Regions from separate parts of the Homo sapiens genome. Here region 2 is linked to region 1. A link is a loop called in an ENCODE intact Hi-C map of the cell type or tissue named here. Cell type or tissue: psoas muscle. All regions are shown on one strand. Links, peaks and the distances in the headings refer to the core of each region. The heading gives the core; the rest is flanking DNA.

The links. Peaks named below come from ENCODE experiments on the same cell type or tissue, not always from the same donor. Only the 100,000 strongest peaks of a DNase experiment are listed, where the experiment ranks them.
Region 2: a loop joins it to region 1, with 2.5 times the contacts of the local background. A loop is called at or near these places in 6 of 110 quality-filtered maps.

What each region holds. Positions count from the first base shown.
Region 1 is chr3:38,630,541-38,645,933 of GRCh38, reverse strand. It overlaps SCN5A (sodium voltage-gated channel alpha subunit 5), which reads left to right. Exons shown (of 28, transcript NM_000335.5): 2 at 12,575-12,899. The coding sequence starts at 12,627. Among named protein-coding and RNA genes, the nearest start is that of SCN5A, 11 kb to the left of the region's middle. RefSeq lists enhancers at 2,186-2,694, 2,695-3,205, 4,383-5,126. In psoas muscle, for the core only: no CTCF peak of the experiment used is centred there; a DNase peak (open chromatin) is centred at 11,555; H3K27ac peaks cover 349 bases; H3K27me3 peaks cover 1,320 bases.
Region 2 is chr3:38,532,459-38,547,851 of GRCh38, reverse strand. No RefSeq gene overlaps it. Among named protein-coding and RNA genes, the nearest start is that of EXOG, 44 kb to the right of the region's middle. RefSeq lists enhancers at 1-19, 3,959-4,460, 2,599-5,185, 5,202-5,738, 13,311-15,393. In psoas muscle, for the core only: no CTCF peak of the experiment used is centred there; DNase peaks (open chromatin) are centred at 4,084 and 5,151; H3K4me3 peaks cover 333 bases; H3K27ac peaks cover 3,071 bases.

The DNA.
Region 1 (15,393 bases), core at 7,390-15,389:
CAGTTTGGAGTGGGTTGAGAAGCGAGCTGGAGGTGAGGACGTGGAGACAGCATGTATAGACAGCTCTTTCAAAGAGTTTGATGGTTGAAGAGGGAGGAGAGAGATAGAAGGGAGCTGGCGAGGGGTGGGGTCAGGGAGGGCTGTCGGGAGAGCCTGGAGTGGACACTGTGGGCATGCGTGTCCGTGCAGCACATCGCCATGCAGGAGCCTGGGGGAAGGCCTTTCCCTCAGTGAGGGCTGCAGGTCTGTGAGTTAAGATCGTACCAGTGAAGTGTGTAGTGGTTACTGTTTGTTCAGGGGGCAGTCAGGAAGGCCTGGGTAGAGGGAATAACTCTTTCTGTGAATCTCTGGGAGGGAGATTTTGATGGCAGGAAATGTGATTCCTGCTGGGGGTGGCAGGCAGAAAGGGAAGGGAGCCCTTGCTCTGCAGAGAGAAGGGTGTTCCAGAAAGCCGTATTTAGGGACAAGATTAAGTTGTCTAGGGCAGGTATCCAGGGTGATAGGATTGGGAGAAGGGAGCTGGAGTAAAAGCCCTGCGGCTAAATACATGAAGAAGGCAGAGAGAGGAAAAAGCAGGGCCAGTGAGTAGCCTGTGGACAGAGGCTGGGCCCCGTGGGGAGCAGACCCACGACAGGGCTGGCCAGGGCTGCAGGGGAAGCCTGGGACGGGAGAGCCCCACAGCCTGCTGCCAGCCCAGGCTGCCCTGATGCAGGGGTCTGAGGCAGAGTTCATGCCTTTGGGCCATGGAAGGTTCTAGAAGGTGTACAAGCTATAACAATTGTTCTTATGAAGTTTACATACAAGTAGGGAGATACCATTAAACCAATCCATACAGAAGATAATTTGAGATAGGGGCTAGTGCTATGAAGGAAATACAACAGGACAATGTGATGGAGAGACGTGGGGGTGACTCTAGACTGGCTGGGCAGGGAAAGCCCCTTGAAGGAGGAGACTGAACTGAGACCTGAATAACATGAAAGAACCAAGCCCGAGGAGGTCTAGGGAAAGAATGTTACAGAGGGAACTGCAAGTGCAAAGGCCCTGAGGCAGGGGCAAACTCTGTGGGTTGGAGCAGAGGGAATAGGGTAGGGATGGAGAGGTTCTGTGCCTCTGTTTCTGACCCACCCCTTCAGACTGCCCATTCGGCTATGCACAGCTTACACCACTCGCCTCAGGCTGGCAGCGGTTCCTGGGGATGAGACTATTTTTAGACACAACTCTCCTATCCGTGGGCCTAGAACATACCGTGTCTTTTTAAGATGATCAATATGGAATGACGCTATTTATAGAGACCCCACATCAATTCTCAGAGCCTGGGAGCCCCAGTGTGGGGACAGTCCCAGGACCAGGCTTTGTGGAGGTAGGCACCACCCCTGGCACAACACTGAGGCCATCTGACATCAATTCTTTAACACTTATCTTACCTTCTCCACCCCGCCTGCCGTCACTTGTCTTCCCTGAAGAGCCACAGCCATGGGCTGGGGAGCTTGGTACCCACAGCCTCCCCCTGCAACTTCATTTCCCCAAGGGGTACCTGGTATGCCCCAAGTCCAACATAAAATTTAGTTGTGATTTGCGAAGCCAGAGTCTGATAGAACAGTTTCTCAACCTCTCTTGTCCATTCCTCACTCTGTTTACTATTCTGGAGGGGCAGAAAAGGACAGTGAAAATTCTTAAGACCTCCTAGGTTCGCCTCAGAGGGCCAGGGAGAGATCCGCCCAGGACAGGAAGAATGTAAGGTTGAACTTAGGGGCTGAGCTTCCCTGGTGGGAGGTCATTGTGGCCCAGAGCAGCCAGGCGAGACTGCCTGGAACAGGTGGGACTGGTACCCCTCCACAGAGGATGCACAGAATTCAGAGAGGTGAATGCCCAGATCATGTGACTGGGCCTGTTGTCAGGAGAGAATGTCTATGCACTGAGGCTTCAGTTCTTTCTCTCCTCTTCAGTTTCTTCTTCTGTTTAAATCTCCTAGGGAGGCAATGGAAAGTCATGTCCCCACAGAGGTATTAGCAGAGTGGAGGGATGGAGCTGCTCTCGCAGCATCTCTGTGTGCCCAGGAGGGTCTCTTGTCCACTCAGAAACCCCTGTCATCATCACCAAGGGCTTTCCTTGGCCTCCTAACAGCCCTGGGTGGCCAAGGCTGGTGCTGGCTGCCCCATAGGCTCAAGGTCACACGGGGAAGTGGGCAGAGCTCAGACAGGACTTCACCCTTACCCTTGCCCAGGGAGCCCCCGTGGTTTCTGGGAATGGATTTTGAACAGGAGAGAGGCTTCTCCTGGCACCAGGAGAAAGGTAAATGCCGTTCTGGTAGGTATTGATTCCTCGAAGGCCTGTGCAAGGCAAGAGGCCGCTTTCAAAGAGTTGGCAGAGCAGAGAGAGGTAATCTGGCTTCAGGCACCAAATCAGTTCTCAGGGTACTCAAGCTACATTAGCCATCCCCCTACACTCAGGCTTGGCTGGGAGGTACCCCAAATGATCTAAGATGGGGGAAAAATCAGACCATGGGTGGGACCAGCCAAGCCCAATCAGTGCACCCTGCCTGGCCATCAAAGCCCCAGCCTCATCGACCTGGGCCAAGCGCAGGAAAGTGGCCCAGACAAGCCCCTCAGAGCCAAGGTGCCCGCCCTTGGCTGCGCAGCTCTGCTGCCTCTGGGCATGCTCCTAGGAAGAACCCCAGCCCCGCATTCATTCTGTACTGAGCCCAGGGCTCCACTCAAGGGACACCAGCTGGTGTGGGGTACAAGGAGGCTGAGGGCCAGAGACCACCCACCCCAGCCTCTGTTCCTCATGTTCTGCTCATAGACGTGGTCAGAAGAAGACACGGGAGCTCAGCCGGCCATTTGCAGCGACAGCCTCACCACTGTGCTGGGTCAGATGCAGCACAGACTGCCAGTTAAATAAAGCGACAGCTAGTTGCCAGCAAAACTGGAAACCCAAGGAAAGCCCCCACTTGCTTGCGGAGCCTAGGTGCCTATTAGATGTCTAATTGCTGAGCTTCTGTTTCAGGAAGTCCGAGGGAAGGAGAGATAACAACTCCCTAAGGATCCCTTGGGGTCTATGGTCCCCAGAGATAGCTGGACTTCAGGTCCCTTCCAGTCCTCGCCTTTTATGATCAAATTAAGGACACGTCCCCAGATGGGTGACTTGTATTCACAGTGCATTACACAGGGAGCTTAGATCACACTCGCCAACAAATAAAAGGTAAAAATCTCAAACATCGTGTTGAGTAAAAACAGCCTGACACAGAAGAGCCCATAAGGTAGAATTCCATATGCATGAAGTTCCAGAACAGGCAAAACCAACCTAGGTGATAGAAATCAGAGCAGTTGACTGAAAGGAATAGTGGGACTTTCTGGGGTGAGGGGATGTTTGCTGTCTTATTGGAGTGGCACTCACACAGGTGTATGCATTTGTCAAAACTCATCCAACTGTATACTTAAAGCATTTTCTTGTGTTTAAAGAGTACCTCAGTATGAAAGAATATTAAGAAAAAAGGGTTGCACATTTGGCTATAATACATCATGGACACTTTTGTGGCATAAATTTAGTGTATTGGTTGATTGGCTTATTTCCCTCTGGACACTAAGAGACCCTAGAGGTGGGCCTCCGAGGTTTCCATCTCTCTTGGTGCACACAGTAGGTGCCCCATAAATGCCTCAGTTGCCATGGCATCAGTGCACAGTTCCTCTGTGAAGCTTTTTTTCAGCTCAAGTATTGAGAAAAATGAGTTGGAAGGAATTGAGCTAGAAAGAGACTTAGAACGCTGATTGCTGTCTCGGGCACCTGTGTGCCATGACGGTGTTTCCTGGGCCACATGTGGGCACCTTTCTGGCCTGATTATGTATACCATGTGTGTTTACACAGAGATGGTCTGGGGTCCGGGGTGGAATGCCCCTGGGTGACTAAGCTGGCACTCCAACTCTGGGTCTCTGTGGTTTCAGGGTATTAGACCATCCAGGTCCCCACCCTGGAGACCCAGGGCCAGGGGCAGTGCTGCCTTGGCTGACAGCGAAGTGCCACTCAGCATATTCTAGATACCCTGTGGATGGACCTGGGCATGTGTAAAGGGGCTGACAAAGAAGACTCGGGCCTGGGGTAGGGGGGTGCCCTATGCACTTTGGAGGGGGTACCTGAATGACCTGGGCCTTTTGCAGTTCCCCTGGCCTGGCACCCAGACACTGATGAACAGTCGATGGGTTGAATAAGCTGCTGCCAAGCCCCCGGCCCCCATCCTTACTGTGGGGAAGGGCTATGAAGAAAAAAGCAGGGCCACCCACCTTTCAGTGAAGAGAGTGGCTACCCCCAGGCCAGTTTGTCCTTGGGAGGTGGGCAAAATTCAGGGCTCAGGCCGAAGAGCCCACTCTTCCTCAGCTCCCACCTCTGGAGGAGGACCCGGTCTCAGGCACCCCCATTTCATTTCATCCCTGCCTGGGGAATCACTTCAGCAGAGCAGCAGAGCTAAAGCGGGTGGGGTTTTCCTGTCAGCTGAATTAGCCTCGGCTTCAGCCTGGGTGTTGGAATAAATGAGATGTAAATGTATGTAAATGAGGGCATTCCCTGGCTTCAGGGTGGGTGTGTTCTCCTCCACCTCCAGGAGGGATGGGGATGATTCTTCAGGACTTAGCAAGATCGCTGGAGGCGGAGATTAAGAGTAGAGAATGACAGGCTCCTCAGACTCTCCCATCTCCCCCAGAACTGGGCTCCAGACTGGACAGGGTTAATGCCTATGCAGCCTCAAAGGAGCGGAGCCTGTGGGGAGCTGGTTAGCTGAGGCCCCGTGCAAGGACGGACCAATGTGCCTTTGATCTGGGAGCAAGGACCTGAAAGCACAGGCCACCAGCACCAGCTGGCACCCCCACTGAGCCTTTGTCCAAGCTGTTAGCCCGGGAGAGCCGAGACTGTGCAGACAATTGCCTGGGCGGGAGGGATGGTCTGAAACTTACTGTCGATCTCTCCCACTTACATCCCCCACCATCCCAACCTGTGGCTTGAGCCTCCACAACCACCCACAGCCACTGCCAGAAACCAGGATGGGCACTTTCTGGTCTGCGGGGGACAATGCTCTTTCAATCCTTCCCTGAGGCCCCCGCCCCCAGCCCCACCCCCAAAGCAGGTAGAAGTCTTCCCCACGCCCACCCTTGCCCGAGACAGAGTGTCGCTCTGTCGCCCAAGCTGGAGTGCAGTGCAGTGGTGCAATCTCCGCTCACTGCAACCTCTGCCTCCCGAGTTCAAGCAATTTTCCTGCCTCAGCCTCCTGGTAGCTGGGATTACAGGTGCCTGCCACCACGCCCAGCTAGCTTTTTGTATGTTTAGTAGAAATGGGGTTTCACCATGTTGGCCAGGCTGGTGTCGAACTCCTGACCTCAGGTGATCCACCTGCCCCGGCCTCCCAAAGTGCTGGGATTACAGGCATGAGCCACTGTGCCCGGCCTCAGGTAGAATTTTTTTAAGGGCTTAGGGCCTGGTGGCTGGAACTTGATGCCAGTGCCATCCAACAGAAATATAATATGAGTCACAAATGCAAGCCACATATGCAATTTTAAATTTTCTAACAGCCACATTTTTTAAACTAAAAAAACGTGAAATTAACTTGAACACATTTTATTTAATCCAGTATACTACTATCAAATATTATCTGTTTAACTTGTAATCAATATTAAAAGTTATTAACGAAATAGTCAACATTCCTTATTGTACTAAGCCTGCAAAATGGATGTGACTTTACAATAGCACAACTCAGTCCACAGTAGCCACATTCCAAGCACTTGGTAGCCACATGCAGTGAATGAGTGGCCACCCTGTTGTTGGACAGTGCTTGAGCTGGAGAGAAAAACTGCTGGGGAATCGCTTCTGCCAGGAAAACTGCTGACTCTTCGGGCATGGGCAGAAATCGGCTAGGTCTCCCTGGGAGCATCTGGGCTGCATAGAGGGAGAACCAGGCTCAGATGAGGCTGACAGGGCTGACTCTTAGCCTTGAAGTGGGGGTCACAGACACAGTCCAGGCAGATGGGCCATAGGCAAGCCATGAGCTTTTATCCCACTCTCTGCACGCAGAGGTAGGAGGCAATGTGGTGCAATGGGTAGGCTCACAGGCCTGGCTTCATACAGACAGGGGCTCACTTCATCTCTCCTACAGTCAGATTTCCCATCTGTAAAGCGAGGCTAATAACCCCCGTCTTCCTAGGATTGTTGCAAGGATGAAGTAAGGTGATCCACGAACTGCACTAAGTGCAGTGCAGGGCACAGAATGAGCATGTGATGCTGCTGGGGTGGTCCTTAGTCCAGTGCCTGGGGTTGGAAAAACTGAGGTCTAGAAAAGGGACTAAGTCACAGTGTGAGTGTCTATCCAGGCAAGAGGAAGGTTAATCTCACACTCCCTCATTCTTTCATTCCTTCATTCACCAGTCCCTGCTTTGGGAGACCAGGACAAAAATCCAGGAGGGAGGCAGGCGTGCAAGTAAACTACTCCATCCTGTGCTGAAGTAAGGATGGGAATTCAAGTGTGTCAGGAATACAGAGAGGAGGGAAAGAGCCAGCCCAGGCAGGGAGGGCTGGTGTGGGCAACAAGGAGGCCTTCTGAGCTTGATCTCTCATAAGAATAATAATAACAACAATAACCACAATACCAACTAAATTCATTTGGCACTTTCTGTGTGTCAAGCATGTGCAAATATCAATACATTTATGTTTCACAGCAGCCCTGTAAAATAGATATTATTATTAACCCCATTTTACGAATGGGAAAACTGAGGTAGAGAAACATCAATCAATCTGCCCAAAGACACAAGACAAATGCATGGCCAGGGCCCAGATTCACTCAGGTGAGCTGGCTTCCAAGCACAGCCCTAACCACTTCCTTATCCCTAGGAACAGGAAATCTTCAAGAGGGTGAGGTGGGAGGCCAGGCGGGGAGGCAGAGGTGGATGCAAGGCCTGGTTCTCTGGCTCAGGGCATTTCTTGTTGCCAATGTCAGCAAATCTGGGTGAATTTCCTTGCCAGCCACCACAGACTCTCTTTACTGATGACTCTTCCTCATCCCCTCATTATCTCTTGTTGATTTGGGATCCATCACTTTGGGAAGAAAAGTATTCTGTGTAGTCATTTTTAGGACCATGTACACAATGGGTGCTGATTAAATGTTCACTGAATCATTCAATTAATAAAATGAGTCTGTGAGGTGTTGATGGGTTGACATGTTCTCAAGGAAAAAATGCAGTTGCCTTACAAGCAGGGCTAGAAGTTCTGATGGGTGACTCCAAGCAAGGAAGCCTGGAGTGAGCGAGGTTCCTGGCTGTCATCTCCACATTTGGGGGCCTGTGGATGACTGGGGTGAAGTTACAGCTTGTCAAGCTACATCTAGTCCCATTCTCCTGTCCCTGGTCTTGCCAGGCCAGGAGCACCCAGACTCGTCTTTGGAGGGAGTCCTGTCAGCCAGGGTAGAGAGCAGGGGCCCTGTGCTCATTTGTGGAGTATGATCAGAGTGTGATCAGGGAGTCCTGACCTCCACCTATGGGGAGTGAGCTCCTGTTTTGAGGGCACCCACACCCTCTTCCTGAGCCTCTTCTTTAGCACTGAGGGGCAGGCAGAAGGCGAGTGCCCTGTCGCCGGGCAAAGCTGCACTGTGTTCTGGGTTTGGTGAGACTGCAAACCCTAGGTGCTGGGTGCTCCAGCCCGAGGTCACCCCAACTGCAGGGCAGGAGAGAGGAGCACAGAGTGGAGGAAGCCCACAGGGATTTTCTAGGAAGCCTGGGAACCACTTCCACACAATGCTTTGCATAAATTTACATGGCAAAGAATATTATTTGCATGCTGTGTTCCAGAGGCTCCGATTCCAAGGAGACCAAAATGCCAGACGTGACTCAGGAGGTTGAAGTGTGCCTTCCTTTGCGATCAGGGAGGGGAGTGAGTAGGGAGGGGCTGCAAGGAGAGGGGAGGCTCCCCAGGGTAACCTGATTTGTCCAGGACTGGGGGGTATCCCAAGGTGCAGAAATTTTACTGCCAAAATGAGGAAAGTCCCATGTAAACCGGGACAAGTAGTTCCCCCCACATCCATCTCCCACTTCAGACAGTGCCTACAGCTGCTCTCTACCTGCCTGGCTATTGTGTCCTGTCATAGCAGTGTCACCATTGCTGATTGAGCACCAGCTATGTGCCTTTGCATTCAGAAAACCCTCCTTCAGGAAAGCCAGTTGAGAAAACAGTGCAGGGGGGTCTAGTTTCTGGTGTGAACAGTTAATATTCTCCTTGTGCAGCATCTCTACCTTGATGTGAATACACATACTACAGGGCCTGTCAGTAACCAGCAGAGGCCAGGAAGGGGCCAGAGCTGGGTGAGGGGGCACAGAGGAAGGAGTCAGTGTGGGTGGGTGGGCAGTCAGAAGAGGTGTCCTGGAGGAGGTAGAGTGGGGAGGAGAGCAGGAGGTGACTCTGGCATCACTCAGGGCACACAGAATTTTGGAGAATGTCTAAATCTAGGAGCAGGGGGCTGCATGTGTGGGATAGAAGGAAAGAGGGAGGCACTGCCATGGTCCAAGCAGGGGCAAGGAGGCCTGTCCCAGGGCAGTGATGTTGGGTGAGGGTTGGGAACTTGTGGCCAGTGCCAGAAGAAAGGGTGTCAGGAGGAGCCAGTCTGGAAAGGAAGATTCACAGTCTGCTCCCATCATGAGCTCTCAGGAGCCTTCCGGATGCAGGGAGGGATGCATCCAGTTCCAGAAGCTGATGAACCTGGGGCAGGATGGAGTTGGGGGTGGGGCTCTAGAGTGAAGCCCAAAGGACAGGGAAGCCTGGCCCCGGAAGAGTGCATAGCCGGATGGAGCGGTCCCAGCCTGATGAGCTGCGGTAGGGCTGCTGCAGATGGCCAAGCTGATGCAGATGGAGCAGCTGTCCTGGTGGGGGGTGGAGAATCATGAGGTGCTAGCATCTAGGGGATGAGCGACTGTGGTCTTACAATCAAGCCAGGTCCAGCCTCCCCAAACTCTGGGGCTATGTGAGACCAACACCAGGGGCCCCTGCTTACCTATTTTCCCCTACAACCTTCCACAGCCAGGGGATGGGTTCTGAAATCTGCAGGCCTGACATCCTAGGCCTGAGGGGTGTGGCTGAACCTGAGCCCAGAGCATCCTCAGACCACCCCTGAGCCCTCCTCACCCTGGCAGCACCGGAAGCCCTGCAGGCAGGACTCAGCCAGGCTTGGCCACAGCAGGGCGTGGGCCCTGAGCTGCTAAAGGAAGGGCAGGGCCAGAGCCAGGTGCAGGTGGTGGGAGAATAAGGGAGAAAGCGGATCCCACCCGCCCACCAGGAGCAGCCTGGGGGCCCCAGAGACAAAGGACACTCTTGGTAGGTTTACTTTGGAAAATGAGGCTGCCCGGCTGCTGCAGCAGAGAGCTTCATCTGGAATCTGGTTTCAGCAGCTCCCTTGGGCAGACTATACCCCTCCCAGGCCAGGGCCCCGAGCGAGTGGATGCTCTGCTGGAGGCCAGCTGGGATAGGATCCTTCTTAGGACCTAGGGCTTCTTCACCAGGCCTTGGATGGAGAAGACTGGAGAGGGTATGGAAGTGCTTGGACGTAGGACATCTGCCTCTCTGGTCTTTGTCCATCCCACAGGGCCACTGCAAGACTCAGAATGGAATTTCTCAGGTCCAAGGGTGGGGCAGACTGGGGTCCCAATCCACACCCAGAAATGACACAAAGTTCAGGTAAGTCAGAGCCAGAGGCCAGGGGAGTGGCTGAAACCACTCACGGTAAGAGCATTATAGAATCCCAGAAAGGACTTGGAGGCTTGCCTCATCCTTCTTTAGAGATGAGGAGCTGAGGTGCAGAGGAGGGGACCCCAGGGTCAGCACCTGAGCAAGGACCAAGCCAGGGTCTTAACCTTTCTCTACCAGTTGAGCGAAGCCCATCTCAGAAGCACATATTTTGAGACAAAATAAAACACATAGGATTAAAAAGGAAACCAACTATATTGAAATACAGCTATCGGAACACAGAAACCAACTTTTGATAGAGTAGTATATGTCTTTATTCATGTTTTAAATATTAAGATCTAGCAGCAAATCTAAGTGCTATAATTTTGAAGTCGTGATGAGTATTAATGTTATTTGAGAGGCCAGCAGCAACTGTAACATGACAGGGAAATAGCTGCAGTTTCTTTTGGTCACAATTTCTGCTTTGTTGCCTACATTCACAATTCAAGGAAATGCTAAATTTGAATTAGAGGTTAATGAGAAGGAGATGCGGTTTCTCCCCTAAATCTCTCCACCACCCCTTCACCGAGTCTGTTAAGAAGGGCCCCTGAACTATTAATACACAGACAGGCAAAACTGGTCTATGCCATTAGCAGTGAGGAGAGTGATTCCCTGGGCAAAGGAGGGTATTTAGTGACTGGAGGGCAGCCTAAGTCTGAGAGACTGGGAGCATTTTATCTCTCTCTCTGGGTGCTGGTTACCAGGTGTGTTCCGTTTGTGGAAATTCTTCCATCTGTACACTTATGTGCATGTAACTGCATGAATCCTTTATTTAATACAAATTAAAAACACACCTTTACTAGAACAGACGTATGTGCAGGTGTAAGCTTGCACCCGCACACGCACACTCTGTCTCTCTCACACACACACAAACCCTTGCCAGTGTGTACCAGTGAGCCTCTGCAGATCCATGGGCGTGCATGTGTCCCCACAACCCTTGCAGGCATATGGACACAGATGGATACAGTGAGACAGAGAACACTGTTTTTAGAAATTAAGTCCAAGCAAAAGAGGTGGCTTCCCAATTTATGGAACTGATTGCTCACAGTGGAGAGGGTTGCCCTGTAAGAAGCTGCTGTCATCCAGACTGTTTTTTTTTTTAATTTTTAAAATAAAAGGACAAATGAGTTTTATTGTTTCTGTAAAAATAATGCAAGCTGATTTTAAAGAATTCAAGCAATGAAGACAAGTATAAAGAAAATAGTTTAAAATTACCCAAATATCCATGAGCTAAGAAAAAAAAGTCCTCACTCACATGCATTGATGAGTGTTACAGATGTCTGTTCACTCAAACATGGAAGGGAGACAGGGAAATGCTTTTATAGAGTAGAAACCTACTCCCTCACCTGCTATTTTTAACAAAGATGTTTCTTTAACTTTACTTGAATGAAACAAGAAAAAGACACAGAGTGCCTCTTAACGTGCGGGTCCTGGGACCTCTGTCCTGCCTCCCTTCACAAATCTCAATCCACACTTCCCCAGGGACGAGCGGCGCCCTTTTGAGGCCTGAGTGTGTTGTGTTTGCTCACTATTTACCTGTCTTTTGGCCAGGTGCCTGCTTCACAGCAATTCAGGGTTCAGGGCTGCGGCCCCAAAGTCCAGGCCGTTTGCTGGCCATGTGCAGGGGTTGGTACGGCAGCAGCTCGTTGGGGTCATCGGTGACATGTTTTGCAGAAGTAAGATCAAGGCAAAGCTGACCCTCGTGAGGGGAAAGGATTCTGTTCTGGCAGAGATGTCCAACAGGTGTCCACCGTGCCCTCTTGAACGGGTGCCCACCATTCCCTGGTTTGATGTGGTCATTAGCGATGCAGCCTCCCGGCTTGGTGTCACAGTCAGGAGCTGCTCCGACCACATCCTGTTTTGGTGGGGCAGTTGGGACTGCATTCTTCTGCCTCGGTGTCATAGGCAGAGTGTGTTCACACCAGGTTCTGGATTGTTTGAGGCCACCAGGGGCCACATTCTCCCGGTTTGGCATCACATGCCTGTGCCGGCTGGATGTCCTCGCTGATGAGTGGTCACTGTTTTCCGGTTCTGCTGTCACTTGGGATCAGCATTCATTTGTTCACATTTGGGAGGAGGGGAGCAAGGAGCAGTGTGAGGAGCCAGAGATACTCCATCAGCTCTTCCCATTTTTCTTTTTGCAGTATGATTCAATTTATTGCTAGAATTTTATTTGGTTATTACAAAATCTGTAAGCATGTATGTATTTTTAAAGGGGATGGGGGAGATGGAAGGCAGAGTTATCTTCGGGTTACCTAAAGTGCCAGGGTAATTTTGACCTTTCCAAGGAAGGGAAATAGCTCAGATGGGCAAGGGAGGCATTGCCCATTTTTTGAGCCAGATTGTTTCGGAAGGTTTCTGCACCCTGGGGATTTCCTTGGGAGCCTCTCTGCAGGGGCTCCACCACAGCTGTGTACACTAGGGTGCCAACATCTGGATGACAACTCCAAGCTGAGAAATGTCTCAAGTGATGACAGTTAAGAAACCAAAAGATGTAAGTGTTTCCTGTTGTGTGGAATGGGGCAAAAAGAAGGTGCTTGGATGACACAGTCACTCTTGCCTGCTTGAATTCAGACATGCTTGTTAGGAGAGGAAAGGGGAGGTGACCCTGCTGCCTGTCTACATGTGTGCCTCGTAGCCTGGGGGGGCTTTGGGTTTACCCAGGCCAGTGTTGCCCAGGTGTGCCTGTGGAGTTGTTGGCATCCTGGGGTCTGGAGCCTCTCTGCAAATGGTGTCCCTCCCTCCACCAGCACAGCCACCCCCAGGAGGTCTGCCCACCCTGCTCTCTGTCCCTGGGCATAGAATCAGGCCCATTGTCTGTGTCTTCCAGCTTCCCCACAGGCAACGTGAGGAGAGCCTGTGCCCAGAAGCAGGATGAGAAGATGGCAAACTTCCTATTACCTCGGGGCACCAGCAGCTTCCGCAGGTTCACACGGGAGTCCCTGGCAGCCATCGAGAAGCGCATGGCAGAGAAGCAAGCCCGCGGCTCAACCACCTTGCAGGAGAGCCGAGAGGGGCTGCCCGAGGAGGAGGCTCCCCGGCCCCAGCTGGACCTGCAGGCCTCCAAAAAGCTGCCAGATCTCTATGGCAATCCACCCCAAGAGCTCATCGGAGAGCCCCTGGAGGACCTGGACCCCTTCTATAGCACCCAAAAGGTGACTACCACCCACCTCCAGCCCTGCCTACCCTTCTGTGCAACTCCCTTGTCAATGGAGCAGAGGGGGAAGAGGGCCTGGCCTCCATATGGGGCTCTATTTAGGGTGGCTCATGAGGCTCTGGGGAAATGAGTCACTGGTGATCTATATTCCAATCACCTTAATTTTGGAATTCTGGAATAAAAACAGGAATTATGCAGCCTGAGATGCTGGTTTGGTGTAATGAAGAAGAGAGGGTAGCCTCAGGGAAAACACGCCTCCTGTGATGTCCTTCTTTGGGAATTACGTGTGGTTAGATTTTTACCCCTGAAGGACTCCTCCCCGTTGTGTGGTGTGTGTGTGAATTGGAGTCAAGCCCCAAGTTCTGGCCTGCGTTTGGGCCCTGCCTGAGTTTGGGCCACAGAGCATAGCCTGTGGTCCTTTCTCCTTAATGGGGACAGCATGTAGTCCCCACACCCACGAACTATGCATGGCTATGCTGGCTGGCTCAGGCCACGGCCACAGCAGCAGTTCCCTGAGCTTTGAGGGCTGGCAATGGGACCAAGAAGGCCAGTGGAAAGTCTGAAAGGGATGGAGAGGGCAGTGATCACTGGGGGATTTTTGGGGGAGGGTGGCGTGTGATGTTCTGCCATTGTCCCTTCTGATCATAGGGAAGGGAAGTGGCTTTTGTCTGCTAGGGCAGGGAGACTTGGGCTTCCTCCTAGCATGGCTCCGACCCAAGAGGTAACTGCCCCTGTCCAAATTCCCTGCCCTGGCCTCCCTCCTCCAGATCTCAGGCCCATTTGTGCCCCATCCCCACCACACACAGAGCTCCTGCAGAGGCTTGGTCTCCAAGCTACCCACACTTCTGGGCCTTACTTCCAGAGGAAGGTGGATTTGAATTTGGGGGAGGTATTTTTCCCAGAAGGCTGAGTATGAGGAAGACAGTGGCCAGGCACAGTACTGCAGTCAGCACCAGGCTGAGGAAGCTCATGGGGGTCAGACAGGGCTGGTGTGGCCAGTGAGAAAATGTGACTACAAGAGTGTGTGACTGTGGTTTAAGACCAAGAGCCTGGGGATGAGCCTGGGCCGTGTCTTTGGGTGTGCATGCATGCATTGGATACGTGAGTGGTTGTGCATGTGAAGTAAAAGCCCACCCAGTCCACATAAACAGGTGGGGGAGGAGGCCTTGAACTTGGTCCTGCTCCCAAGCCCCCAGCTGAACTTTCCCTTGGTTCAAGTGACTCCAGTGGAGTGCAGGCCAGGTTGGGGCCATAGCTGGAGTCAGAATGAGGCTGGAAGGTGGGCTTAGTCAAGGTGGGCGGGCCTAGGTCATGGTTGGTCGGAGATGGAAGTAGGAATTGGGGTTAGGGTTAAGGCCACAGCTGGTAGTGTGAGTCAAGCTTATGGGGAGAGGATGAGTGGCGATTAGGCTGAAGTTAGCTGGGACAGGCAGGCTCCACGGCAGGTGGACCTGACTGAGGTTGAGGTCAAGACTGGACTGGGCTTTTGGGGGCTGGTGGCAGCTGAGCCTGTGAGAGATCAGGGACACCATCTCTTCTGTCCTTGGGTCTGGGAATGCTTGAACAGCAGCTCCAGGGATGATTCCGGCCTCTCACTTTCTGTTTCCACTTGTTGATCCCTGGCCACGCTGCCTGCAGCCCCACAAGGCAATGGAGGCACCACAACAGAACTTTTGGTCCTAATCTATCTGGTCAGCTTGTCTCCCCAGACCAGATTGGGTAGAACCTTGTCCCACCAGCTCATTCGGCAGAATAGTGGACTCACTGCCTTGCCCATGGGTGGAGGTGAGGGAGGTCTCAGGGGAATGTCAGGTTGTGACATTCCCCTAGACCTCCGTGAGGCCACAGAGCTGTGACCACCACACACCGGGGCAGGTGGGGAGGCACTGCTGTCCTCAAGGGCTGCTTGGGCACCTGATGTGCATGTGTCTCAGCATTTGGCTCTCATTGTCCGCTCCTGTGCCCCATTGTGCTGTGTAGAAAGGATCTTCCAGAAGCTCAGGGAGGGGTTGCATTGCACTGTTCATGATCCTCTGGAGGGAGGCAGTAGGCTGTGTCCTGTGGGATGGGGCTGACATTTGTCCTGGACTCCAGGAGACAGGGTCCCAAGAAAAGCTCTCTCAGGGGACTGCTTCTGCATTTTCGTTTTCCCTTCTCCTCACCCGTAAGTCCTTCCTGCTGACGCAGCTTCCCTATCACGCCCTCCCTCCCAGTGGGCCTGGCAGGGACCCCATGCAGGGTGAGGAGGGGTCAGCTAAGGGAGAAGGGGAGGGAGGAGGCATTCCCAGGTCTGCTGAGCCTCTGCTGTGACAACAGCTGGGCAAGGACTGTAAAAGCTCCCTTCTTTTTGTGACTATAATTTTGAAACTAAATCTCAACCAACCGGACATTCCCCTGAGATCTCCCTCACCTCCACCCATGGGCAAGGCAGTGAGTCTACTGACCTGCCAAATGTGCTGGCAGCCTCCCTTCCCCCTCTCCTCCCTCAGCCC
Region 2 (15,393 bases), core at 943-8,942, 92 kb after region 1:
ACTTTTCTGTCAGCCCAAATTACCACCCTGCACCCATTAAACACTAACTCCCCACTCCTGCCTTCCCCCAGCCCCAGGGAGCTGCCATTCTGCTTTTTCATCCCTACAAATTTGACTACTCTAAGTGCCTTATATAAGTGGAATCATACAATATTTGACAAATTCAACTACCCTAAATGCCTTATATAAGTGGAATCATATAATATTTGACAAATTTGACTACCCTAAGTGCCTTATATAAGTGGAATCATACAATATTTGTCCTCTTGTGACTGGCTTATTTCACTTACCATAATGTCCTCAAAGTTCATCCAGGTCACAACATATTTCCTTCCTTTTTAGGAATTTTTTTCAGGATTTTCAGAATTTTTTCTTAATTTTTTTCATAAATTTTCAGAATTTACATCCTTTTTAAGGCTGAATAATATTCCATTGTATGTATTTTGCTTGTCCTCTCACCCACTGAGGGACACTTCCGTTGCTTCCACATTTTAGCTATTGTAAATAATGCTACTGTGAACATGAGTGCACAAATATCTGAGACCTTGCCTTGAATTCTTTTGGGTAGGTACCCAGAAGTGGAATTGCTGTTTCATATGGCAATTTTATTTTTAATTTTTTTAGGAACTGCCATACTGTCTCCCACAGCACAAGGGTTCCAGTTTGTCTACATCCTCATCAACTCTTGTTATTTTCTGTTTTTTTCAAATAGCAGTCATCCTAATCTGTCTGAGATGGTATCTCATTGTAGTTTTTTTGTTTGTTTGTTTGCTTTTTGTTTTTTGAGATGGAGTCCCACTCTGTCGCCCAGGCTAGAGTGCAATGGCACGATCTCAGCTCACTGCAACCTCCACCTCCCCGGTTCAAGTGATTCTCCTGCCTCAGCTTCCCGAGTAGCTGGAACTACAGGCACCAGCCACCACCAGCTAATTTTTGTGTTTTTAGTAGAGATGGGGTTTCACCATCTTGGCCAGGCTGGTCTCGAACTCCTGACCTCAGGTGATCTGCCCACTTTGGCCTCCCAAAGTGCTGGGATTACAGGTGTGAGCCACTGTGCCCGGCCTCATTGTAGTTTTGATCTGCATTTCCCTAATGATCAGTTATGCTGAATATCTTTTCATGTGCTTATTCGTCATTTGTATTTCTTCTTTGGAGAAACGTCTATTCAGGTCCTTTGAATTTGGTTGTTTTCTTTGTCGTTGACTTTTAGAAGTTCTCTATATATTCTGGATATTAATTCTTTATCACATATATGATTTGCACATATTTTTCCCCATTCTGTGGGTTGCCTTTTTACTCTGTTGATAATGTCTTGGGATGCACAAAACTTTAATTTTCATGAACTCCATTGTCTATTTTTTATTTTGTTGCCTGTGTCTCCTCCCATCTTATTGACTGTGCCTTTTCAGCCTCCCCTGGCAGAACATCCTCTGGTGTCTGACTAATGTTCAAGTTCTTTAGGCCCTGTGCTCTCTCCCAGAAAGAGTGGAAAACACGTTCTTTTCCCCTCCTATGGCTTTGAAGAGTCTTGATCTTTTCCTGAGGCCAGGTCTCTCCTTGGATCCCCAGGCCAGCAGATTCAGCTGCTTACTTTGGACATCTCCAGAGCTTTCAGGCCCAGCCCAGCCAACTCTGAGCTCCTCTGCCTCACCCTGAGCCTATCTGTGAAGGTGGTCCCACAAATCCATCCTCAGCCGCATGCAGCCCTCACCTCTCACCCCTCACCTGGTCCAAGCCCCATTGGCTCCACCTCCTTCGTGTCTTTCAAATCCCACCTTTTGGCTCCATCTTATTGTCCCTTCCTTGGGTGAGGCCAGCATATCGCCTCATGGAGGCCACCAGGGAAGCTCCTTCCTCTAACCTCATCCATTCCAAACTCTTCTCCACTCAGCTACCAGAGTGATATTTTCATCCAAGATAATTACCCTCTGGATAAGACTGCACAGTGGCTTTCTATTGCCTCAGGATCAAGGCAAACCCCTCAGAGGTCTCCCCAGTCCTGCCAACCTCTGTAACAGCATCTCTTCCAACCCCTCAAAGGCTCCAGGCTCCTCCTCCTCCCAGCCTTGCCAGAACACTCTTCTCCTTTCCACTCAGCCTTCAGACCTCCCTGAATGCCCCTTCCTCTGGGAACCTCCCCTGACACAGCCCGGTCCCCTCCCCACCATGTGCCCCACTCTTGATGCTTCCCTGCCACAGCCCTCCACACTCCTTGCAAATACCTGCAAAGTCATTATGTGAACAAACACAATCCCTGATGTAATATAACCCAGCCTTTGTCTCTGTCCCTTCCTGTCTCTTTAGCTTTATTCAGTGGCGATCATCTTCCCTGGCCCTGGAGAAAACCCGGGCAGATCCTGTAGCTTTGCAGCTCAGTCTTAGGTTATTTTACCTAATCAGTCAGTTTGTGTTATAAACACAGACTCAGCCAGGCCAGGAGAGCATTCGATCCCATGACTTGTCAGAGACAGGGTGGCTGGTGGCTTCTCCTCCCCAGGCCAGGCAGATGGTTAGGGATGCTCTCACACAAGGCATTTTTGTGGGCTCTCTCTTCTGGGTACCCCCTTATGATGTCTTCCTTTGCCCATGGGAACCATGAGCCTAGCCCTTCCTGGCAAGACCCCTTGTCCCTCCAGGTGGCCCTGTCACAGTGGTGCACACTGGCTCTCTCTTCGCCTGCCCACCTCTGGCCCATAAGAAACAGTTGGAGCACTTGCCCCACCTACTCTGGGTGGGGTCATGCCCTGACAGCAGTGCCCTCTGCAGCCACCCCCAGTGCAGCTGGCCTGCAACCCTTCCTCTGGGTTCCCAGGGCGGGAGTCAGATCACACTCGCTCATCCACTTGAGCTTTCTTGGATCCTGGAGGCCCAGTTCTCTGTGTCTCCAACATCTTAAAGCTCTCTGAGAAGTTCTGGAAGCCCCCTTGGCCTGCCCAGAGTTAGAAGGTGGTATGTGCCTGCCACAAGCCTTGCCAGAACCTCCTGCAAGGGAAGGCTGGGGTCCTGGAAACAGCACAGCAGCAGCTCTCTCCGAAGAAACTGACTCCCAGGGTCCCGCAGCCCTCCACTCTCTCAGACCCCTTTTTATATCCTTGATGTGACTAGGGGCCCAAGTGGGTGGCGCCATTTATTTCCCTTGTAAACCAACTTCATAGGAGAGGCATGTGGTTCGGTGCCCTGAAACCTCTGATATTGGTTCCTTGGTCCACACCGGGGCAGGGATAGTCCATTCACCACTGGGCTAATCATCTTTCCCCAGCCACACGAGAGCTTTTCAAATGGCAGACTATGTCCAGTTTTTTTTTGTTTTTTTTTTTTTAAAAAGAATATCAGAATTTAAAATAGCAGTATATCCCATGTGGTAAGAGTGAGTGTTGTTTGGAGAAACTGTTGATTCAGCTCTATATAAAATGTGGGTGAGTGCCCATGTGTGTATCCTGGTGAGTGATAGAAAATAAACTTCTTACTAGGAACCTCAGTGAAAAAAACTTAAAAGCAGCACAAGAACAGAGTCTATGTCTGCTTTACTCAGTACTGCATCCCGGGACTAGCTCAGTGGCTGGCACATGGTGGTAACTCAATGACTATTATGTGTGAGGAAAGGAGGGAAGCTGGAGGCTGGGACCCCACTGTGAGGCTGTGAGGGGAGTCAGGTCTTTCTCACAAGCTCCAGGGATCCTAACTACCACCTTGGTCTGGGCCAGCGGGCAGCTTCCCGCATTGTTCTTGAAACCAAGGCTTGGAGCCCACGCTTCTCGGCCCCTTGGGTGGGGTCTTCCCTGGCTGCCTGAGGTGGGCCCTCACCTGGCCTGGGATGTGGGTGGGTTCACCTGGAAGGAGTGAGTGAGCCTGGGAAGTGGCTGAGGCAGGGAGAGGAGGCCTGTGCTTGCAGCAAGGCTGCAGCTGTCACTGGGTCACTCTGGGGTGAGGCTGGGGTCCAGGCAGCGGGTGGCCCTGTGAGTGACGGATGCTGGCTCCTGTGTCAGCGGGAAAGCATGCAGCCCAGAGATCTCAGCCCTTGGCAGGGAGAGAGATGCTCCTGGACAGACGTCAGCTCTCACCCTGGGGGCCACAGCAGTGTTGGCAGCTTCCCTACCCCCGTGCCAGGAGCTCCTCCGATATCAGCCCTGATGGCCACGAGACTCAAAGCCCAGGAGGTTGGGAGGGGCCAGGGAGACAGAAGCCCAGGCACTCCTACAGGCAGAGACAGCAACTGGGGACAGCAACTGAGAGTGAGGCAAGGGTGTGGTGGCAAAGATGCCAAAGGGCAGCCACTGATGGGCTCAGAGGAACAGCAGGAACTAGCGTCTCCTGCCCCTGGCTGCTTCTGAGAGTCTGTGTGTGCTGGCACGGTACCTTTGCACCCCACCATTGCTCTAAGCACACTTACTGTGCAGCCCACCTGTGAGTCTAAGGGCTGTGCAAGGCCAGGCCAGACCTGTTTGTTCATAACACAGTCTTCAGCCCCTGCCCCAGCACCTGGCACAGATAAGGAGCTGGGAATGTTTGCAGAAGAAACAAACTGATTGATCAGCCAATTCACTCTCTGCTGAGTTCCCCTGGACCTGCTCCTCCGTTTGAACCCTTCTTGTCCCCTCAAGTTTCCTGCCCCTTTTCTCACCAGCAGTCCCACCTTCCACTCTGTTTTTCTGGAAGGAGGTCAGACACAGGACCATTTGAAATTCTTGCCAGATAAACACGTGTGGATTCACCATGCACTTGTGCACATGCAAGGCACAGAGGCTGTAGTCAGTCTGTCAAGGATGAGGAGGGGCACAGGGAGATGCCTCAAATCCCGAGAATGAATGTCAGGCTTCCTGTCCCAAACCTCCTTGGGCCAGGGCCCTCAGGACTTTCCCAGGGACAGAGGTAGGCAGACAGGCCAGAGAAGAGTCAAGCAGAGAGGATGGGTGAGGAACTTAGTTCAGAAATGATACTTAAAGGCTGGCAGTTGCCAAGCTCCATCCGAGGGCATCCCAGAGGGACCCCAGGGTCCCTTCAGGAAGCGCCATCCTCATGTGGGTATCCCAAGCCAGCCTGAGTGGCAGGGGTCGGGGCCAGGCCAGCCTGAGCCCAGCACGTGTAATGACCATCCTGACAAGCACTTCCTCCCATGCCAGCTCACGGAGCTGGCATCCCCGGGCAGCTGCCAGGCACCTGCTGCCGGAGAGAAAAGCCCCATCATCCCAGCCTCTGTGGACAGACAGGCCGGCTCGGATTCCAGAAAGGCATGCAAGGTCAGAGTGGAGCCCCCTTCCCCGGATGTGGGCTGAGCAGCCAGCAGTATGTCCTGTCTTCCCGCCTGCCCCACTCTGTGCTGGCCTCTGTGTGAGGCAGAGCATCAGGGAGTGTGCACTGGGATCCTTGGTGCGACTGGCCAGGGGGCCGAACTTGCCTCCAGTATTTGTCCTGGGAGCCATCTCCCCTTGGGGCCCATGTCTGCCACTCATCCTCCCAGGCATCGCTCCCCCCCTGGCAGAACCAGGCCACTTCTGTAAGGAAGACTGTAGGACTTGTGGCAAAGAAGGCAGAGGGCAGGGACAGCTTGCCCGAGAGCCCTCCCTGTTTAAGAGAAGCCGGTTTAAGAGAGATAATTGGGGCTCCTGTATCCTGTATCAATCTATCACATTTATAGCTGTCACTCCAGACAGGAGACAAGGAAATGACAAAAGCCAATAAGGCCAATAAATAAAGGGTAATGGAATAATCAGTATGTGCAGCCTATTCCCTGAGCCACAGAGCCAGGGGTAGGGCTCAGCCCCTCCCTTCGGTCTCTGTCTCAGCTTCACCCACAGGCCCCAGGAGACAGTTAAAACCACTCAACAGCCCCCACGGGGGTGCCCGGCTGGATTTCCAGCTGCTCAGGCCAAAACCCTTGACGTCATCCTTGCCTCCTCTCTGTTTCTCACACCCTACATCCAATCCGGCCGGAAATCCTGTTGGCTCTACCTTCGAAATATATCCCAAGTTCAACCAGGCCACTGCGCTGGTCTGAGCCGCCATCATCTCTCTCCTGGATTCTTGCAGTGGCCTCCTCACTGGTCCTTGTCCCCAGCGGGCTCTCAACACAGCAGCCAGCGTGGTCCTATTAAAATCAAGTCGGATCACGCTCACTGAAAGCCCTCTAGCAGCCTCATCTCACCCAGAGGAAAAGCCTTTACCCAGCCCTTACCCAGCCCTGATCCATCCCTTGCCCATTTGCCTGTCTGAGCCCCGCTACGGCCGGCCTCTTGCTCCACTTCAGCAACACCGACTCCTTACAGGTTCCTGAGCAGGCCAAGCATGTCCTGGCCTGGCACTGAAGCACTGGCTGTTCCCTCCCACCTGGAATGCTCTTCCCCCAGGGATCAGCCCTAGCTCCCCTGCTTCCTCTTCCAAGTCTTAGAGGTCACTTTTGCAATAAGGATGACCATGACCATCCTATTTTCTTCCCTTTCCCAGCCCATTGTTTTTATTTTTTAATCAGTTTTAGGAAAGTATAACTTATATACAATAAAAGGCACCCTTCTTAAATGCACAGTTTGATGAGTTTTGACAAATGTTTAAGCAGTACAGCCATCACCATAATTAAGATATACAATATTTCCATCACATCAAGAAGTTGTCTCATCTCCTTCATGGTCAGTCTGCTGTTCCTGGCAATCACTGATCGATTTTCTGTTCCTATAGATTTGCCTTTTCTGGAGAGTCCATATAAGTGCAGGAATTTTCGTTTGTAGCCTTGGGTGCCTGGCTGCTTTCACTTAGCATAATGCATTAGAAATCCATCCATGTCATTGTCTGTATCAGTTGTTCCTTTTTATTGTTGAACAGTATCCCATTATATGAGCATACCACAGTTAGTTTTCCATTCAATAGTTGATGGACATTTGAGTTGTTTACCATTTTTTGCTATTGTGAATAAAGCTGCCATGAACATTTGTATATAGATGTTTGTGTGGGCTTATGTGTTTTGGATTTTGTTTGTTTGTTTGTTTGAGACAGAGTCTCACTCTGTCACTCAGACTAGAGTGCATTGGCATGACCTCTACTCACTGCAACCTCATCTTCCCAGTCTCAAGCAATCCTCCCACCTCAGTCTCCCAAGTAGCTGGGACTACAGACATGTACCAACATACCAAATAATTTTTTTGTATTTCTGGTAGAGACAGGGTTTTACCATGTTGCGCAGGCTGGTCTCGAAATCCTGAGCTCAAGTGATCTGCCTGCCTCAGCCTCCCAGGCATGCTGGGATTATAGGCGTAAGCCACCACACCTGGCTATGTTTTTATCTCTTGGGTAAAGACCTAGGAATTGAATTTCAGAGTTATATTAATAGTGTATGTTTAACTTTATATGAAATTGTCAAAATGTTTTCCAAAGCATTTGTTTGCTTTTCAATCAGCAATGAGAGTTCCAGTTGCTGTATATCCATGCCAGCATTTATTATTTCCAGCCTTATTTTTCCTTTAACTTTAGCCATTTGAGTAGGTGTATCTTGTAATTTTAATTTGGGTTTCCCTGATGACTAATGATGTTGAGCATGTCTTTTTCTTCTTTAAGAGATGGGGTTTCACTCTGTCACCCAGGCTGGAGTGCAGTGGCACAATCATAGCTCACTGTAACCTTGAACTCCCAGACTCAAGCGATCCTCCCACCTGAGGCTCCTGAGTAGCTGGGACTACAGGCATGAGCTATTTAAAAAAAAAATGTTGTAGAGATGGGGGTGTTGCTATGTTGCCCAAGCTCGTCTCAAACTCCTGGGCTCAAGCAGTCCTCCTGCCTCGGCCTCCCAAAGTGCTAGGATTATAGGCATGCACCACCGTGCCCATAATGTGAGCATCTTTCCATGTGCTTATTGGCTATTCCTCTATCTTCTTTGGTGAAATGTCTGCCACTGTTTTAAAGAGCTCTCAACAATGCTTATACGCTTACATCATCATTGGAAGGAGCAAGCCTCCCTGTGTGTGATAAACTTCCACTGCTCTGACACAGGCTTTCTGTGTGATCTGGGGAAACTGACCTCACTGTTCCAGTCTCTGTTCCCTTGTCTGTAAAATGGGGAAAATAACAACAGCTGCTTCCCAGGGTAGTGTGAGGACTATGAAAATTAAGATTTGTAAAGAATTTACAATGATCCCTCAAATATAGTAAGCACTTAATAAATGTCTAGTATGATGACAGTGATGATGATTACTAACCCCTACGTGACTCGTTCATGTCAATCCTATTTCCCTCTTAAAGCCCAATGTTTTCATCTATAAATGGTTGTGGAAGAGGGTGGGGGCTGAACAATCTCTAAGTCCTGTCCACAGTAGCATCCCTGAGTTCTAGAATCGCTCTGTTTATGGACACACCCTTACAGGTCCCTTTCCCCTCCCAGGGCACGTCCAGCAGCCACCCACCTACGGGACTCTAGAGTTACACACACAAGGCAACAGGAAGCTCACCTCCAACTCCTGCCTTCCAGAAATGGCCTAGGGCCCAACTCCTTAATCACCCATAAGAAGGACCATGAGAAACTGAAAGGATCAGGGGAGATGCAGAAGTCAGAGGCAGAGCTGGGAAGGGCAGGTGACACCAGGCAAGACCAATAGACAGTGGGAAGCTGGGGAGAGCAGTGTGGCCTTGCAGGGCTGCATCTCCTGCCCCCACGGTGGCTCCGCATGCTCTCCCACTCCAGCCCTCTACCTCCCACTAGGCAGCTCCACAGGTCTGCGGGCCCAGCCCTCCAGCAGCCCTGCCTTCATCCCTCCCTGACTCTGGGGGAAAGCTGGGCCCCCCAAGGGAAGCGTCTCAAGTCCTTGAGCCCCTCCCTTTGGGGCAGTGGGGTGGGAAGGAGGACAGGAATGTTGGGAAATCAGTGCACACAGATCTGGGGCTGGTGCCAAGGTGCCACAGGGAGCGAGGAGGAGGTGATGAGAGAAGGGCACGGCAGCTCAGCAGGGCCCAGGCTGCAGGCAGGGCAGGAGGGCTGGTGGGGATGTGACTCGGGGAGTGGACAGGGCTGGGAGGCTGGGAGAGGAAGGGGTTATAGAGGTTAGAGGCCAGAGATTTCTGAAAGACCAGATCAGGGAGAAGAGGAGGTCCCAAGCGGCCAGGGTGCAGGAAGGGTGAGGAAGATGAGAGCAAGGAGCAAGGGCGCGGCTGGGGGAGACGAACCTCTGGTCCTCCCAGCCTCCCAGGCCTTCACTTCCACTAAGCATACTCTTCATACTCATTGTCACCCTCTTGATTGCGGGCAGCCCTGCCCAGCCTTCCCAGCTACCAGCCCCCACCAGGACTCTCTTGGCACCCCAGCCACCCAGTGTCCTCCTCCCTTCCAGGCCAGCCACCACCTCCATGCTGCCCTCACCACCCACCTGCTGCAAGGCCCCCATCACAGAGCCTCCCAAAGCCAATTTCTCTGCTCCCACACCCCAGCTGAAACCCACCCAGCCCCAAGCATAGGATCACTATAAAGCCACACATCTGCCTTCTGCCAGCCCTACCTGCCACCCTTTCTCTCCTGTGGACACACTGACATTTGAAGGATCAATGAATACTGAGCAGCAGGGCCAGATGAGAGGCTCCAGAACCAGAGGGTCCCCTTCCTCACTCACTCACTCCCATCAAGTGAGATCAGCCTACATAGGGACCAGCTGGGGAAACCGAGGCGTCTGTCCACTCTTTGTTTAGCAACCACACATTGAGCATCTTATAGATAAAACCAGACAAGGTCCCTGTCCTCATGTAGCTCACAATCAAGTTAGGAAAACAGGTATTCACCTCCAAATCCACAAACAAGGCTGTTTATAGTTACAAAACTATATGGCGGGGTAGGGGAGTACAAAGTGCAATGAGGGAGAATAACCAGTCAGGTGATCTCTATAGGGAGAGATGAGGGTGGCTTGGACCAGGATGGGGATAGTAGAGAATGAGAAGCTTGGGAGCTATTTCGGATGCAAAATTGGTAGATGGAGCGCTCAGAAGTGGGAGAGGAGGTGTCTCTGGTCTCTGGCTAGGAGAGCCATGAAAGTGCCATAAGAGGCTTCCTCAGATCACCTCCCAGGCAGCCCCTCAGGCCTCCTACGTCTGCCCCACAGAGCCCTCGGCAAGCAAAATGGATGACCATTTGGGGACCTATTCTAAGAATGAATCCCAGGTCCCATCCACCCAGATCCTGCCTCCTACAGCTACCATGAGGAGCCAAGCTGTAAACAAGAGCAAGTTCCCAATACCTGTTGAGGCAGCACCCACACGTCGCTGGTGATGGTGAAGACACTGGCGTCTCTGGTATCTGTGAATGCAGCTGTTTGAACTTTCCCTTGGGCACAGAGCACAAAGGTGCCCTCAATCCACTTTTAATTTCTTCTGTTAACCAATCAAGAATTTACATGACACGTCCAGTCCCTCCCTTTAGGGATTTTCACTTTCTGAGGTTTTTGTTTGTTTGTTTTTTCGTGTTTAAAAAAAAAAAACAAAAAAAAACACACAAAAAAACAAGGAAAATAGGGATTGTGGGTCTGACCAGCACTACCACATCACTATTGAGGACACTCATAGCGTCCTCACAGGGACAGTATCACTCCTCAAAGTCAACTGGAGCCCAGGGGCCCCCCACTGTGACTCATATCTAGGTGGCAGTCCCTGGCCAGGAGCACAGGCACAATGTCAGCATGGCAGAGTCTCCAGAGCTCCCAGCAGTTAGCCTCACACTATGCTAAGGACAGCCTTACCCCAGGAAACACAGGTGGGTTCTTGTTGTAAGCCCCGGGCACCACCCTAGACTCAGGTGTTCCTCATATTAATCTCATTTCAGAAGCCCCATGGCCCAGCGCCTTTATTGTGGCCACCTCACTTCATCCCAACAAATTCTCTTCACTTCAAATCCCAGGAGCAGCAGTTGGATAGTGTTTTCTTCCCTCACAGAGATTCTGGGCTCCCTCTGTCAACTGATGCGCTTCCTCCAGGGACCAGCTTTGCATACCAGAGATCTCAGGGAGAGGAGGCTTTGGATCTAGTCTCAAAACAATAAACTAACTCCAGGTGGGGGACCAAGGCCACTCATTCTTCACCCTACATTTACATAACTAAGAAAGCTATTTAAGTGGCTTTCATTGAACTCCAGTTATTTCATTTTAAACTGTCTCTGTGACTTGTGGACACAGAGAGTGGACTTCACCAGGCACTTAAATCCTCCTCGTTGGTCCCCAGAGCCTTGAAGAGGCTTATCTGGAGAACAGACCTCCCACAGCACCCTATCCCAGCCTCCACACAGGCTCTGCTCTGAGTGCTTTTCAGGCAGGGAAAAGGAACACGTCCAGGTGGAAATCTTCCAAATGTGTCTTCCCCAATCACCCTGTCACCAGATTGTTCTCAGCAAAAACTTTCTCATAAATTGTCTTTGCCTTTGGCTTTTCACACACAAAGGTCACATAGTTGTCTGCCTCTGGTATCACACGTGTAGCTGCAGAAGTGGTTTCAGAGGTTCCCACAGCTGGAATCTCCAGAGGAATTTTGATCAAGAAAAGGGAAATGAGGTCATGATGAAGAGGGAAAGGGAGGAAAGAGAAAGTGGGGAAGACCTGGAGAGCTAGAGGGGGAGAGGGGAGTCTCTACCTAGGTCATCTGGCTCCTTTCCCCCTTTCCATCCCTAAGCCACACTTTCTTCAGTGGCGCCCTCACCATTGTATCCAAATGAATGGATAATAAAAAGGACCAACTGGAAGCAATAACACACCATATGAATGAGCACCTACAGCACCCAAATCTTGGTTTCTAAATATCATTCTCCATTAAAAGGAACCAGGGCTCCTTGATGAAATGGCTGATTCAGGGCTAGAGCCAGGAAAACACCAGAAAACCTGGAACATCTTATTGTGCCAGAAAGCAAAAAAGTGCTTAAAGACGGATGAAGATAAATGTCAAAAGACACAGGAGCCAGTATGAATGGGCCAACTAGTAAGTTTAGAAGTAATGATGGTGTAAAAAATTATTAGTGGGCAAAAACTAGTGGGTATAAGTTTGATGAGGAATATAGTCTCAAACTATCTCCCCACAATTACTTATTACTTAGAAAGAGAAAATAGTAATTCTACAGGAGGGGGAACAGACACCACTTAAACTAAGTGATCAAAGATAATATCACTAACAAGTGGAAAAGTTGACATAATGTGCCTCCTGATGTAAGACTCTGAGAAAGACACATCACCTTCAGCAATCATCCCCAAAACACATCACCTGAAAGTCATAATGAGGACGCATCCAACAGGATTTGAGCAACATCATTCTTCAAATAACTGGCCTGCACGCTTCAAAATTGTCAAATTCAAGAAACACAAAGAAAGGCTGAGGAACTCTCCCAGATTAAAGGAGGTGAAAGAGACATGGAAACTGAATACAATGAGTGGCCCTGGAACAGGAAAAAGAAATAGAAATAGGCCAGGCTTGGTAGTTCACGCCTGTACTTTGGGAGGCAGAGGTGGGTGAATCATCTGAGGCCAGGGGTTCGAGACCAGCCTGGCCAACATGGTGAAACCCCATCTCTACTAAAAATATAAAAATTAGCTGGTTGTGGTGGTGCATGCCTGTAATCCCAGCTACTTGGGAGGCTGAGGCAGGAGAATCGCTTGAACCCAGAAGGCAGAGGTTGCAATGAGCCAGGATCACACCACTGCACTCCAGCCTGGGCAGCAGAGTAAGACTCCATCTCAAAAAAGAAAGAAAGAAAGAAAGAAATAGAAAGAAAGAAGATATGATGAGACAACTGATGAAATATACACGTGGACTGTGGATTCAATAACAGTATTAGACCAATGTTAGATTTTCTGATTTTAATAACTATACTATGGTTTTGTAAGAGAATATCCTTGTCCTTACCAAAACACACAAGTATTTAGGGCAAAAAAGGCATGATGTATTCAACTTATTCTCACGTGACTCTGAAAAAAATATGTGTGTGCATGTGCGTATGTGTATATATACTATATATGGTAGATACGAATACAGAGTACATCATAAGCACACACATATATATGAGGAAAGAGAGAATGATAAAATAAATGTGCAAAATATAAACAATTGCTGAATCTGCATAAAGGGCATATGGGAATTTCTTGCAACTTTTCCGTATCTAAGTTTGAAATTATATTAAAATAAAATTTACAAAAATATTACTAATGGCCAATAATTACATTGTACCCGATACGGTTTAAAACACGTTACTTATTTTAGCTCATTTGGTACTTATAACAGTTCTACAAGGTATATGGTATTATCTATCATCCATGTTGTCATCTTCATTTTACAGATGGGGAAACCAAGGCACAGGGCAGTTACGCTACTTGCTGTAGCTCCCCCACCTGGTTAAGATGGCAAAGATATGACCCCAGGCTAATAAGCCTGGCTCAAGTCTGTGCTCTCAGGATGCTCTGATGCCTCCTAAGCTATGCAGAGGCTGAGAATGGAACCCATAGACAGGAATGCACACAGGAGGACAGGCACACCCTTCCCCACAGACACATACAGTGGGACTGCCCGGAGCAGTATGGATGCAGCCTGCTAATCAAAATAGTCTTCAGATCTGAACACAGAAGAGAGCCTTTTAGAGCATGGAAGGAAGTTCAGAGTTCAGTGCCATAGAGCCTAGGGGCTAGACACCTGGGCCAAGACCCTCCACCCTGAAGGGTTTCCTATAGCCTCTGGCTTGGTCCTATTTGTCTTCTCCTTCCCCTTCCCTAGAGCTCCAAGTTTCTGTCTCTCTTTCTCCAAGACTTTTCCGTTCCCTCCACCCCATCCCAGTGAATCCAGAAATAAGAGGTTTCTGGCACAGCCTTCTGGTGAACAGTGGCCTTAGAGGAAAGAGGTGGGCCCAGACACAGAAATGGCCCAAAAGCTAGGGAGCTGGAGGGGGAAGACTGGAAGCTGATGGTCACAGCGATAGAGGAGATGGGGTGAGGAGAGGAGACAAAAGGATCAGCCATTGAAGTTTGCCCAGTGATAAGAAGCACTGTGTGTGCCAGGCCCCAGCATCAGCAGTCACTGCAGGAACGGGCCTGATGGGGGTGGGAGGTGGTCATCCTCCTTGGCACTTTGCCAGAAAGGACTGAGGGAGGTCTGTCTCCTACCATCTCTGAGAAGGCTGAGGCCACATGGAGCAGAAACAAATCTCCAAGCCAGGGACTGTCAGGGAGGGTGCCTGGTTGCTAGGGCCTGTCTAGTCTGACAGGGCAATGGGGGTTGGGGGAAAAAGATGCTGACGTCTGAATTCAGAAGTGGAGTGGACCCCCACCATCACCCTCCCTGCCGAAGGGCCTGTCACAAGGCGGCCGTGGCTCACACCCGCTTATCAGCACTGGGGTGTGGAGAGGGTGTCGCAGACGGGAGATAGGGCTGGGACAGGGCTGTCCACACCAGCCCTGCTCTGCCTCCCTCATTCACACCTCATCAGAGGCCCTCGGCCCACTCTGCCCCTGCGGCCTCCAGCCCGCCCCACTGTGCCTCTTCTGCAAACCACCGCAGCAGGCTGCCTTGCTCCAAGGATTGCTCTGCCCTGGACAATTAAGAGACACCAAAGAGGAGGGATGCTGGACACTGTCTAGCCCCAACCCCTCACTTTACAGATAAAGGAACTGAAGAGTGAGGAGCGGCTACTTAACTAAGATCCTATCGCAGGTACACCGAGGAGCCAGAAGTAGAAGGCAGGTTCTCACCCCAGACCAGAACATGAAAGAGTATGAGCCTCAGCTGGGGAACCCCTGAGAGCAGGGTTCCAAGGGCCATAGTGAAGGAGGAGTGAGGGGCACATTTATCCCTGAGGAGGGCCAGTCTGTTCCTATTCTAGCCTCATGCAGGGAGAGAGAGCACAATCAAATCATATCATCCTGGGCTCCACCTGCCTTGGATAAGACCCCCCAGGGCAGGGCTCTTCCATCTCTGCCCCCAGACTAGCTCTCTTCCATCTGTGTCTGAATGGTGATGGGTGGCGAGGGGTCAAAGGCTCTCTCTGAAGTGGTGGGCAGAGTAGGGGCACAGAGCACATCAATCAAGAGGCTAGTGGGAGAAGCCAGGGTCCCTTCATGTGTGCAGGGAGGGAACCAAAACATCATCCTGTCTGGTGGTCTAAGAAGGAGCCAGTTGGGCCCCGGTTGCACCAAGACCTCAAAGGTGCTAGGGAGGCTCAGCAAACTTAAGGTCACTGCCTGTCACTGCCCCCACCCCTGCAGCCTTGAAGGACATTTGGGTAGATCTTTCTATCCGGGCATCACCAGAGGTAGGACATTTCATCCTGTGCCTGTGGAGTAACTGGGGCTGGAGGAGGGAGAGGATGGGAATAATTCTGAGATCCTGGTTGGGGGTAGGTAAGGGGGTGGGGCTTCACACCTGCACACAGCTGGAAGACCTAATTTTAGCTCTGCTTCTCCGAGGGTCAAA